Linked DNA regions of Homo sapiens: region 1 is linked to region 2. The links are chromatin contacts, found by Hi-C in ENCODE. All regions are on one chromosome and are shown on one strand. The core of a region is the stretch at or near the end of the contact, and the rest is flanking DNA. Distances in the headings are between cores, read along the strand shown.

The links. Hi-C counts contacts between places; a loop is a spot of excess contacts on that map. Pooled maps may share reads with other maps.
Region 1: a map with no recorded cell type shows a loop between it and region 2 (9-fold over the local background). The contact joins the enhancer-like site here to the promoter of OTUD4 in region 2. A Hi-C loop is called at or near these places in 3 of 37 single-sample maps with no recorded cell type and 3 of 50 pooled maps.

What each region holds. Positions count from the first base shown.
Region 1 is chr4:143,355,873-143,362,175 of GRCh38, forward strand. The region is part of intron 1 of GAB1 (GRB2 associated binding protein 1); the gene reads left to right. Among named protein-coding and RNA genes, the nearest start is that of MIR3139, 16 kb to the left of the region's middle. Within about 2 kb of position 3,264, at least 24 of the 41 ENCODE cell types and tissues checked have a DNase peak (open chromatin) inside an H3K27ac peak, as active enhancers do.
Region 2 is chr4:145,176,515-145,182,274 of GRCh38, forward strand. OTUD4 (OTU deubiquitinase 4) reads right to left here and starts at 4,075. Exons shown (of 21, transcript NM_001366057.1): 1 at 3,301-4,075. The coding sequence starts at 3,459. LOC124900794 (a long non-coding RNA gene) reads left to right here and starts at 5,679. Exons shown (of 2, transcript XR_007058294.1): 1 at 5,679-5,760. RefSeq lists enhancers at 1,502-1,751, 3,177-4,006, 4,007-4,836 and silencers at 3,182-3,641, 3,762-3,991, 4,082-4,481.

The DNA of each region.
Region 1 (6,303 bases), core at 2,014-4,513, 1.8 Mb before region 2:
TATGATACTGGATCCTGCTTTCCTACATAAGGGCTGGTGATTTGGAGACTAATTTTGGGAGTGCGAGGTGTTGAGATTTTTTTTGGGAACCAGTGCTTTCTGTTCTGCTGAACATGAAGCTGCATGGCCTAAGTTCTGAAATTCAGGCTATGTATGGAATGTCTGTGTGGATGAAGAAACAAGCCAATGCCTTTTTTTGGGTCGGGGCCGGGGGGAGACTGGGAGAAAGATGAATGAAAATGTTAAGATAGTCTGATTTTGTGGGGGAAATATTCAAATTTTGAGAATTTGTGCAAATCAAAGACAAGCAGTTAGTTGCTTTGTGATTTTATTTTACCCACAAAAGAAATACTTGATATTGTGCTGAAGATGTTGTTGAATAGGTATATTAACTCAGATAAAATAACTGAGTTCTACTTTTGATTCCAGTTATCCCTATCTATGCAATGTGTAAATGCTATTTCCATTTCTTCATTTGTGGAATGAAAAACATTTCACTGGAAAATTGTTTTTAAAAAAGTACTTGTAAAGTACATTGGAATCTTTAGGATACTTTGAACATGGTGCTTAAAGAATGTAAATGGTTAATGCTTGCTTTCATACCCATAGAGGAATATGGGAGTGGGAGTCACTTGAATATCAAAATGAAACTCTGTATCCATTTTTAAATACAGTATGCATTTGAGCAAAGCCCTTCTCCCTAACTGCTTATTTTAAATTGGCAGTTGCTCAGCCAACAGTCAGTAATCTCAGTTAGCAAGTGTTTGGCACGCCTGTTTTAACCTGCACAGGTTCAGTTCACACAAAGAAAGGGAGGGTTGGGTTATGTGATGCAAACACCACGTTAGCCTCATTAACATATTTTGAATAACTGTATTTGAATATTTGCCAGCTAAGCTAGGCCATCTGAAGGCCTGCCAAACAAAATGGGGGTTTCTGCGAGGAGTGCAGAGATTTGAGCTTGTAAACTTTTTACTTTTTCTTCTTGAGGGGAAAGATTTTAGATGATGCTATTTAGAATACTTTCCATACCCTCTCAAAAGAACAACCTTTTTTGTGTGTGTTTTAATTCTGCAGAAATTTTGGACTTTCTCTTTCTACCACCTTTTTATATATCTTTAAAAGAGGTACCTTAGGACATGTCTCTGAAATACCTTTAGGTAATCTATCCTGGGTGGGTTTGAGTTTCTACTCAGCCTGTTTTTTTGTCTTTGCAGAATTTAGTCCTGAAGCTCTTTCTGTGAGTCTAGCTGGAGAACCTCTTCTGCAAACTTAATGTGTGAATACCAGTGGTTGGAACAGAACAGATAGGATAAACTAGGGTATCTGTAAACTCCTACCTAGTGGATGCCCAGATCATAAAGATGCCAGCCTGGTTCAACTCTATATAGTATAGACATTGTTTTTACAAGCCTTCAGTTTTGTGGCCTGACATCTGTATCTGTTCAGAAATACTTTTTTGACTTTGACACCTGTCTGGCTGAAACCACAACTTTGGACTCTAAAACTGGGCAAGGGAGGAGTCCATTGGAACCAGGGGTTATCAGATATTTTAATATACAGGGTTTTAAGGGTGAGAACATGAGGCAGCATACACTTAGCTCTCTAGTTTTCATTCTGGGGGACAGGTGAGGGGAGTATCAAAATCACCAGGGAACTCTTTGAAAATCATTCACCTTGATTATTTTTTTCCTGTTTACCTGTTGTGAAGGGTGGGTAGGGATGACAGTGTGATGAGGTGGCATTTGAATCTAGAATCTGCGGAAGCTGTGGGTGCTGACCACAGTGTGGTAGTTTCCATAGTTTGGGCCAATTTGCAACCTGTCTTGTACTTACCCTTTGGAATAGAAAGATACAGTCTCATGATGCCAACTCTCACCCCTCCTTAAGTGTGTATTTAGTAGTATTTCCAGGAAATGATTCCTTCTACCCTAAGGGCTTTTTCCTTTCCTTTATCTCTTCAAAGATGGTTCTTAAGACTTAGTTTTAAATCATATATATATATATATGAATTATCAGAAAGAGGGAAGAATAAATTTGAGCATTCCTATTTTTTTATACATGTTTTGTAAATCTCTCCTTTAGTGGAAGGGAAAGAGGATGCAACTATGCTGAGAAATGTGTCTGTTATATAAATTGCTATTTTAAAAAACCACTTTTAAAAACTAAGAACCTAGGAAAGAACTCCGGTACGTTAAACCAAGCCCTAAATTTTCAACAGACATTTTAATGATTATATATTTTATACGTTGTGTGTACGTGTGTGTATGCCTTAAAGTTTTTAGATTGAAGTTATTAAATTTCACCTGTCTTTTGTTGCTCTTAAATGATTTACATGTAATTTTGTCAGTGATTCTTACATGATCACCATCTACTCATAATTAATTGTATAGACACAATTTTAAGTTTCATAGCTTTTTTTCCAGTTGAATTGTAACAGCCTGTTTAAAAGACAAATTTATAGGCGATTGTAATCTTCATGAAGCAATGTGAGTTGATGAATACCTTTGAATGTTGTTTCGGTATTTTTCTTTTTTATTATAAAATGTTAAATATTTCATTTGTAGAGCTTCTCTCATGTCAATTTGTTGTATTTGACACAATAGGAATACTCATGCAGTGTTACCAGTTTCGTGATATGCGTTCAACATCTCTGAAGGTGGTGAATATAAAATCTGTTTTTCAAACAAGTACACACATGAAACTAAAACAATTTATTCAAGTCCTAAAACAACGTTAGTGAAACTTCAGTTCTGCCACTGTGCCCACATTTAAGCTGACAGCATGTGTGTGTGAGAAGAAGATACACATTACTGATAATCTCTTTAGAATGCATTAATATTTTCAGGCCCAAATATGAGTATTCAGTAGGTTCATCAGATTAAAAAAGCTAAATGAAATTTAAATATTGACTTGTATGTTTCCTTTAATTAATTTTGGTGACTTACTAATTGGTATTTGTGGGGATACGTAGAATTTTTTGAATTGGTGTTTGTATTCTCCATGTTTTAGTTATAAAGCACTATGAAGAGAAAGTGAATGAAGAGGCTGCCTTCAGGTGTAGTAAGGTTTAACTTCTATCCCGGTTCCAACTTGTCCTGCTGTCAGCTTGCTCCTTAGCTCCCTGGCTTATTTACATATTGTATAATCCAGACTGGCTTGTCCCGTTTGGTAGGTTGGTTATAAACTGCAGAGCTAAGTAAATGTGTGATAACATTTTAAATGGTATGAGAAGTTAAACAGTACTTAAGGAGTGATGTCGTAAAGAACCCCAGCTGTCAGGTGCCCCAGGGTTGGCCTCCTTTGGGGCCATTTCCGTTTTCTCTGAGTAACAGGAAATAAATGTGAAACTATAGTAAATTCTGGTCAGATGATGACCCCCTCATCCAGATGAGATGTAGCATGCTGGATCTGATACTGAAAATGTTTGATACTGAAAGTAGATTATTAACTATTTCCATTAATGAGTTTTGTACACAGGCAGAACAAATCAACAAAAAACCCACGGAAGCATTTTTATCTGTCTTTACCCAATATGAAAACAGTAAAGGCTAGACAAGTCCTGTTCTCCTCCTCCCTCGGTGTATAATGAGAGAACATTTCCATGTGCTTTGTGATGACCATTTCTAGTGGCTGCATGATACTGTGTCCAGTTGTAGGATTATTGGGTTTCCCAAAACATCACTGCTCTTCAGTGTTTAACATTATGAAAAGTTGTGCCTTATCCCCTGTGTGAGTGCTCTAAGCTCTCTGTAAGGCTGTGTGCCCTGGTCATTGTTGAGTATGTCCTTTTCATATTCATTTATAATCAGGCCAGCCAAAGATTGGAATCTAATGGTGGATGTCAAAGTCTTTCCTAGAGTACCTCTTCCTTCCCTACTGGGTCTCTCTGAGATTTTCAGGGGTTGCCAGTGGCAAAGGGTGTTTGTTAACCCCTAAAGTGATGGTGATGGTTTCTCCCTATTGTGTTATACTGTGCATTTGCTCCAATTTCAGGGTTCCTTGGTTCAAAGGAACGCTGGGGAACCCTAACTTTGAAGATCTCAATTTGACAGCAACCTGCCTTTTTCCATGAGTCACTGTTAGTTCAAAATACCCAAAAAGAGATTCTCATTTCTGTAGGTTGGGCAAGTTGCAGCCTGCTTGATTTTTTAGTGTCTTTGGTTTATAATGATTTTAGAGAGTAGAAGAGGAAATGGCTGTTTATTGTATGTTGCATAAAACTATATGGCCTTGTGCAAATGATCTAACTTTATATGAATCCTGGATTGAAGACAGATGTTTCTTTTGTATAAGTAGATTCACCACTCTGTGTCCTACTCTGAAATAATGAGGGGGAGAATAATCCCATATATATCACATCAATTTTAAAAAACCGGAATTCAAGAACTGGGAAATTTTTCAGTTTACATTCTCCTGATTCTGATTTTGTTTCTTACGTTATTTTTCTATTTTAAATTTGCTTTTATTATTTGAGATAAAAAATACTTTGTTTCCATTCTAAGTTTTGTTTTTTGAACTAAAGGTTAAAAAACCTGCATTCATGGAATTGTTGCCTTTTCAGTGGTTAACTGTTAGATTTTATAATCAGAAGATTGAGATCTTTAAAGGACAAAATGGAAAATAAAATTAGGTTTGGGGTAAGGAATCCTACTTGGACACTACAAAAATAGAAGGAAAAAAAGGTGAATGAATAATTGGCAAAACAAACTCTTTTTCCTGTAAGTTCCCTTTTCCCAAATTCTTGCCATCATGCTAAAAAAAGTTGTCTCGTGGGTTGATTTTTCTCAGAATCCTGATGCTTGTTGTTAATAAGAATTTTTTTCATGTGCCAAAGTTTTGTTTTTCGTGTGACTTCTGCGGCAATTTTGGTCTTACTGAAAATATTTTTTTAAGTACCATGGTAAAAGTTACTGGTAATAAGCCAAAAGGAGAATTTAAGGTGAACTTCTATACAATTTACTTTTATTGACTAGGGGAAATCAAATGCATTGCCCAAGGTAATTGAAGTCAGATTATTGTAGGAGAAATATCAATTCTAATTAAAAACAAAGTGTGAGTGCTTATTTCCAGTTTCAAAACTTACATTTTTTAATTTCTACCTCATCCTTTCCCCAACAAGACATATTTTTGCTATCAGGCTAACATAAAGTGCTGCTACTGACTGAGCCAGCCTAATGGAATGGCATCACTGTTTCTGTTGGCATAGTTAAGCAGGGGGTTAAAAATTCAAGTTTTTGGGAAGGAGTTTTTTTTTTTGGAGGGATTTCTTTTGCAATACGCAACCTTCAGACATTCCAGAAAGTAACTGTGGATGCATTTTAGGGTATAGCCAGTGTCCTTTGCATCTTTCAGTCTGATAGGCAAAATCATATTTTAGATTACTATTAAAACAGCATGCTGATTTATTCATCTTGTCCTTCCTTTTAAGAAATATATTTCAGAAATGCTAGTAACATCTTGCTCAGCAGCTCACTCTGACACCCTGACTTACTCTTACTGGGGAGATCTCACTGTTTTGTTTGCTCTGCAGATCTTATAGTGGCCTTTGACCAAAGGCAATGAAATGTTACCTGACTTGCAGTATCAGTCAGGATTCTCAGTTACAAGCAATAGACATCTCTGACTAATTTAATCATAAAAGGAGTTTATTAAGAATATTAGGTAGCCACAGTTTCTCTGGAAAAGCTGAGAACTCACCTTGGCAGCTTATCAGCCAGGATCAATGATGCTGAACTGATCTGGGGAATATATTGCCACTGCCTCCTGGCACATGATCATAGGCCCTGCATCTTGCACCACCAGCACAGTCACACGAGACCCCAAATGCCACCACCGCTGCCTTTGGGAACTGCATCACTGCCCCTACCTCTGGCCCAGGTTTCTGTACGGTTCTTACTATTTGTAACTGCTTGAGATTCTAAATCTGGGATGGATTATTTGGTGGAGCCAGTGTACCTAGTAATGTGACTGCAGTCTGATTGCAGGGGTGGTTGAAAAAGCAGTTACTTGGAGTTTTCAGCTTTTGAAGTGTTGTGTGTGGTTTTTTTTTGTTTTTTGTTTTTTTTAAGAAACATGATCTTGTTATGTTGCTCAGGCTGGTCTTGAACTCCTGGGCTCAAGCAATCCCCCCACCTTGGCCTCCCAAGGTGCTGGGATTACAGGTGTGAGCCACCACCCCTGGCCTGTAGTGTTAATTGTTAATGATTTTCCAAACATAGGAAGGAAAGTTCAGATGCTGGGTAACCTAAAAGAATCACATAAGTCCACCCTACATGGCATACTGGAGGTGGAGGTGGAAGG
Region 2 (5,760 bases), core at 2,825-5,324:
CATCTCTACTAAAAAATACAAAAAAAAAAAAAAAATTAGCCAGGTGTGGTGGTGCGTGCCTGTAGTCCCAGCTACCTGGGAGGCTGAGGCAGGAGAATGGCTTGAAACCAGGAGGCAGAGGTTGCAGTGAGCCGAGATCGTGCCAGGGCACTCCAGCCTGAGTGACAGAGTAAGACTCTGTCTCAAAAAAAAAAAGTTACAGATCCAATTGAGTGGTTCTCCCTTTACGTTTAGCATGAGTAGAGCATTTGGGAAAAGGGAGGCTCCAGCTGTGCATTCTACAGCTCTCTTGGATCACAACCAAGGCTCATTTATACCCACAGAACCGGCACAACTGCCTGGACGCCTAGTATGTCCTATTACGCTGAGATACACTGAAAATGCACCTGTTGAGGTTAGCAATTAGTTTGTTTTCAGTGTAATAACTGGTTTTCAGTTTAACTGATTCTACCTTCACTGCTGTTCTTGGACACTATTAAACTATATTCTTATATATTCTAAGAGTATGTGACCAAAAAGGACTATCTATATATAAAAATAACCACCGTAGAATTTTTTTGCCAATTCAACAAATGACATTTAGCAACACTTCTTTCACAGAAGCTATGTTAGACACTATCATGAATCAAGGTATTACTCGTATGAATAAACCACAGTGTCATCTGATAGGGCTTTCCTCTGCCATTAGCAACGTGGAGCTAGTCTTAAAGCCATTTACCTAGCAACAGGTGGCAAACATAAGTTAGTAAAGCTTATTTTCAATCAAAAGCAATGGTAGGCATATCTACTGGTTCTTCTCTTTTAACAAAGATTTTGGCACATACAATCTATCTGAACCTGTTGCTCAGAAGCAAAACTCTTAGCAACTTCTATAAAGTGTGAGAGTGCTGGTAATTCACAAAGTCAAGCACTGCAAGAAAAGCAAGGTTAAATGACAACTGTCTAAAATGTAAATTATTGTGCAAGGTTGATAACACTTCGAAAGAATTAAAGTAGTATGACAAATATCTCTGCAAATTAATATATACATGAAAGCAAACTAGAAGGCTTTCCCATTTTTACTTGGGACAAGATAGTGATAAATACTGGGAAAGGCTGAGACACTGTTTTAGCAAGTCCTCCAAGACTGCCCTATTTTTAGCTCCATGGCTGTGGAGCTGATTCAGGTCAGGCCTCCGGCAGGCCCAAATCCGTAAGTGTAAAAAGGAAATGGCCTATCTAAATCAGATAATTTGGAGAGAAAGACCAAAATCCTAACTCGAGTCTCCTCCCCGTCTTTAAAAACTGCCACTTAGATTATTTACTTTGATTCCTTCTTAGAAATGATGAGTATTTGTGATTTTATAGGAGAAATTGTTGGCAAAAAATATAAATTATTGGTACACATTTTAAAAGGGAAGCCTGACGCTGGTATTACTTCCTTTTTCCCACACACACACACTTTGCCTTTGGCGATGATGGCTATAACTGTAGCCTACTGAATAACTGAACTTCCCCCAAAGTTCAAGGTCTTCAGCTAAGCTCATCAGACTAAAACTGAGTCACATAACTGGGAAGGGTAGTCCCTTATGCCTAACCTAAACCCCATTACAAAATACAATAAAATGTGTTACCTGATGTAACAAAGAGTTCTTAGTGTAAACTAGCTCTTGCCCCTTTTCTACTTAAAAACAGAGATCCCACTATAATAAAAGAGGCTTCTGTATAATCAAGGCCACCGAGTATCTATGGTATGCACTACGGAAATCAGGCACACCCTTCTGCTTCAATATAAACTAGGACTCAAGATAACTCAAATCCAAGTAAGCGCCAAGCTTCCCTTACCGCCATTTATTTCTACCTCCTTGCTTACCAAACTCTTGCTAGGTCTAACAGTACGTTATAAATACGGGCTGAATTCACTTCCACCTCTTCCCTAGGCTTCTGGAGGTGCTGAGGAGTCCAAGGAAGCAGGACAGACAGAGATTCAGAAAATTCACAAATGGGGCAGACTATTTACCTACTAACAATAAGGACCGGAGGCAGTGGGTGGCTGTGAACATACCCCACAGCAACACTGAAAATGAGAAACGGACAGAGCCTGGTTTGGGGAGCTTTTGGAAGAATTTTTCAATGACAATGTCCGCAACATAAAGCAACGGTTTGTGTCCGTTAAATCAATTTCTTGTTTTAAAGAAAGATTTTACGCTACCTATGGTAAATAAATGGCTTGCCTTTCAATGTTTAAAAATGAGAACAGACTGGCCTCCACATGTTAAGTAAAACATTTACTCACAAATAGAAATTTTAAAAGTTATTTAGCATTCAAAAAAGGTGAGGGAAAAGAAAACAGAAACATCATAAAAACCCCACAGGCGGGTAGGGAGGGGTGTGCAATGGGGTGTGGGGAGCAGGTCCTAGGTCAAAGGAAAGCACATGTGAATCGTCTGAAAGACACACCAGAGCAGAAACTTTTATCCAGCTACTTCGGCAGCTATTTTTCAATATAGGATGGGTTTTGGTGACTGCACACCTACAACACACAGTGTTATATAACATGGAATAAGCTCGCTCAAAAAAAAAAATTCAGAAAAATCTTCCTGAGCAACTGTGTTAGAAAATGGTTTTGAAAAGCTCCAGTTACACGTACCCTTTCTACTACCAACATCAAAACAGGCTTTTTTAAAAAAGTCAGTTCTGTTTAGTATACCTACACAGCCCAGCAGAGCATAATAAAGGGTGGAACCTACTCAAGACAAATCCTTCAAAATATTCTATATTTGTAAAAGGCTGGTTTTCTCAAACGGCAGTTTGCCCATTTGATTCAAGTGACATGGGCGAGCTTGCCTACCCTACATTCCAAAGTCCAGCAGCAAACCAAAATATGTTCCACAAGTAAAGTTTGATCCACCACTTCTAGTAAACACTTGGTTTACTGGAGTGGGGTGAGCGTGGTGCTTCTCAAACGAAGGGAAGGAAGGTGAATGCGGAACAAAAGTAAAAAATATCATGTCGCCAGGTCCCCAGCAATAAATCAACTGTACAAGCTCCGAGCAGGCCTCACAAGTTGTCCTCAACTCATTACCTCTTCATCAGGAGAGAGACACCCCGTTAATTTGCGGGCTTTCGAGTTTCAATTTGCACCTTTCAGACGCAAAGCAGCGTCCCACTCCGGCGTTACAATGGGGCGCTGTGACGACAGCCAGGGCACGCGCAGCCCCGGCCGTGGGCGGCCCGGACAGCCCGCAGCTGCCTCCCCACCCAGACCCGCCGGGCCGTCCCCGCCTCCCCTCGAAGCCCTCCCCGCCCCCCCGCAATTACCTGCTCCGCCACGGCCCGGAACAGGCACGACCCGTCCTTGGCGACCAGTTTCCGATACAAGCCCAGTTTCCGCAGATAGGCGTCCATGGGCGTCGCGTCCTCGCGGGGCCCCGCGCCGCCCTGGTCCCCGCCGTCGGGGACGCCGACGGCAGCCTCCATGTTGCTGGTCCTGCTGCAGGCCAGGCGCGGCGAGGGCTAGCCCCACATGGCCAGGCCGCCGGCTGCTCGACGCCCCGGCCTGGGGCAGGCGGCGGCTCGGGCTGGGGCTCGGGCTCCGCGAGCGGCGGCAGGCGGCGGCGGCCCGAGGCAGCGGTCCGCGCTCTCCGGGCGCATAGGGAAGCCCTGCCTAATGCATGGCTGTCCGCACGCGGCCGCCTCCTCGGAGCGAACACGCGCCCACGACAAACGGGGGGAGCGGGATTAAGGAAAACCCCGAGAGTGAGTAGTCACTTCCCGACGGCCTCGCTGCCTGACTCAGGACCCAGGCCGGGGGTCGCCGCCCCCACAAGTTTCCTCCTCCGTACCGGTGTGAAGCGAGAAAACCCCCGCCCCTGGCGCGCACGCTGGGCCGGCTCAGGTGAAGCGGGGCCTGCGCCCCCGCGCACTCCCCACGCCGGGAGCCGAGGAAACCAAAAAGAAAGACGCGGCCTTTCGTTTCCCCACCTCGCTGGAGGGCGCCGGAGGGGCAGGGAGCGGGTGGGGGCGCCCGGGAGAGAACAGCACCTCGCAGCCCAGAATTTGTTTTCGCTTTCGGCCCGACAGCGGAGAGGACGGCGGGAGATGTAGTCTTGGCAGCCGCAGGAAGTCGGCTTGCGGCGGGCGGGGACGCGCTGGCCGGCCTACCCGGGGGAGGTGCCCGGGAGGCGCGCGGACTACAAGTCCCTACAGCGCGGGCGCGCCGCCGCCACCGCCACCGCCCCAAGCCGGCTTCGCGCTGCACTGGCGCCGCGTCCGCGAGCAGGCCGAGGGGCTCCGCCGGCCGATGTGGGGCGACCTGCGCGCGCCACCCGCCAACCCTGCCGCTGCGCCGCGGGAATCGCGCGCGCCGGGCTGGCGTGGAGTTGCCAGGGACACGGCGGCGCAGTGTCGGCCCTTTGTGTATTTCTTTCCAGAGGGCGCACCTGTCTGCTCCCTTCCCCCCGGCCTGCTCTCCTGGTGTTTCCATGGAGGTGGCTTTAACGGCTTAAGCAGAAAATAGAGCTAATTGGCTGAGGCTCCGGGAACTGGCACGGTGCGGGACGACACACTCTGTCCATAAATCAACCGTGGACTGCTGATTGCTATTAGTAGTACAGCTCACGTACTACGGCAAGATGAAGGCTTTGCCAAAGACATTTTTGTTCACCCTGTCACTGTAGCTGAGCACCCCATCACAGAGACATGTCACTGTCGGAAGACGTTAGGGTTTTTTTTTCCCCCTTAAAAAATTCATCTTGTAAATTGCTTGATAACATGCTGACTGGACTGGCCATGGCTTCCACCAGTGCTCGAGGCTTCAGCTCAACTTCCCACCCTCCGACGTTGAATGGCAGGGAATTGACAAAGTTAAATTATGCTTTAGAACCCAGAATTTATCCAGCATGCTTCTGTTGCACCAAAATTTTATTTTGCTAAGATACAACATCTGGTGTCCTTATTTAAATACATGGTTAATCATAGGAACTAATTCAGTCTTTTAGGCTATGGTGGAGGAGAGGGAGAAGAAAAGGGAGCATTACTATAGGTTTAGACATGTAGTCAAATACCTTGGAATGGGGGGCAAGGCAGGCCAGGTGGTGAGAGTCCAACGACAAAAATTTTTTAAAAACTACGTTAGACACTTTTCAGTATTTTCAGTGCAAGCAATCAGTCATGTATTCACTTTCCTTGGAGCGTCTTTGATTTCTTAATGTTTAAATATTGTATCTCAAATTATGCTGCTTTTAGAGAATACAAACGTTATCGTTACCTAAATGAAAAAATGTCCCTGCCTCAAATTTACTTGTTGTAGCGAAGAAACACTTTGAAATCAGGTTTAGAAAAGTATAGTTTCAGCTGGGCGTGGTGGCTCACGCCTGTAATCCCAGCACTTTGGGAGGCCGAGGCAGCCCGGTCACCTGAGGTCAGGAGTTCGAGACCAGCCTGACCAACATGGAGAAACCCCGTCTCTACTAAAAATACAAAATTAGTCGGGCGTGGTGGCACATGCTACTCGGGAGGCTACTCCCAGCTACTCGGGAGGCTGAGGCAGGAGAATAGCTTGAACCCAGGAGGCAGAGGTTGCGGTGAGCCGAGATCCCAACATTGCATTCCAGCCTGGGCAACAAGAGCGAAACTCCGTCTCAAAAAAAAAAAAAAAAAAACGGAAAAGAAAAATATAGCTTCAAGTCAAACCTGTTGCTTTTCTTTTTAAAATACACTTACATTGCATATACTTCTCATTCTTCTCAAAAAAAAAAAAATTCCTGAGTATTGCCACTA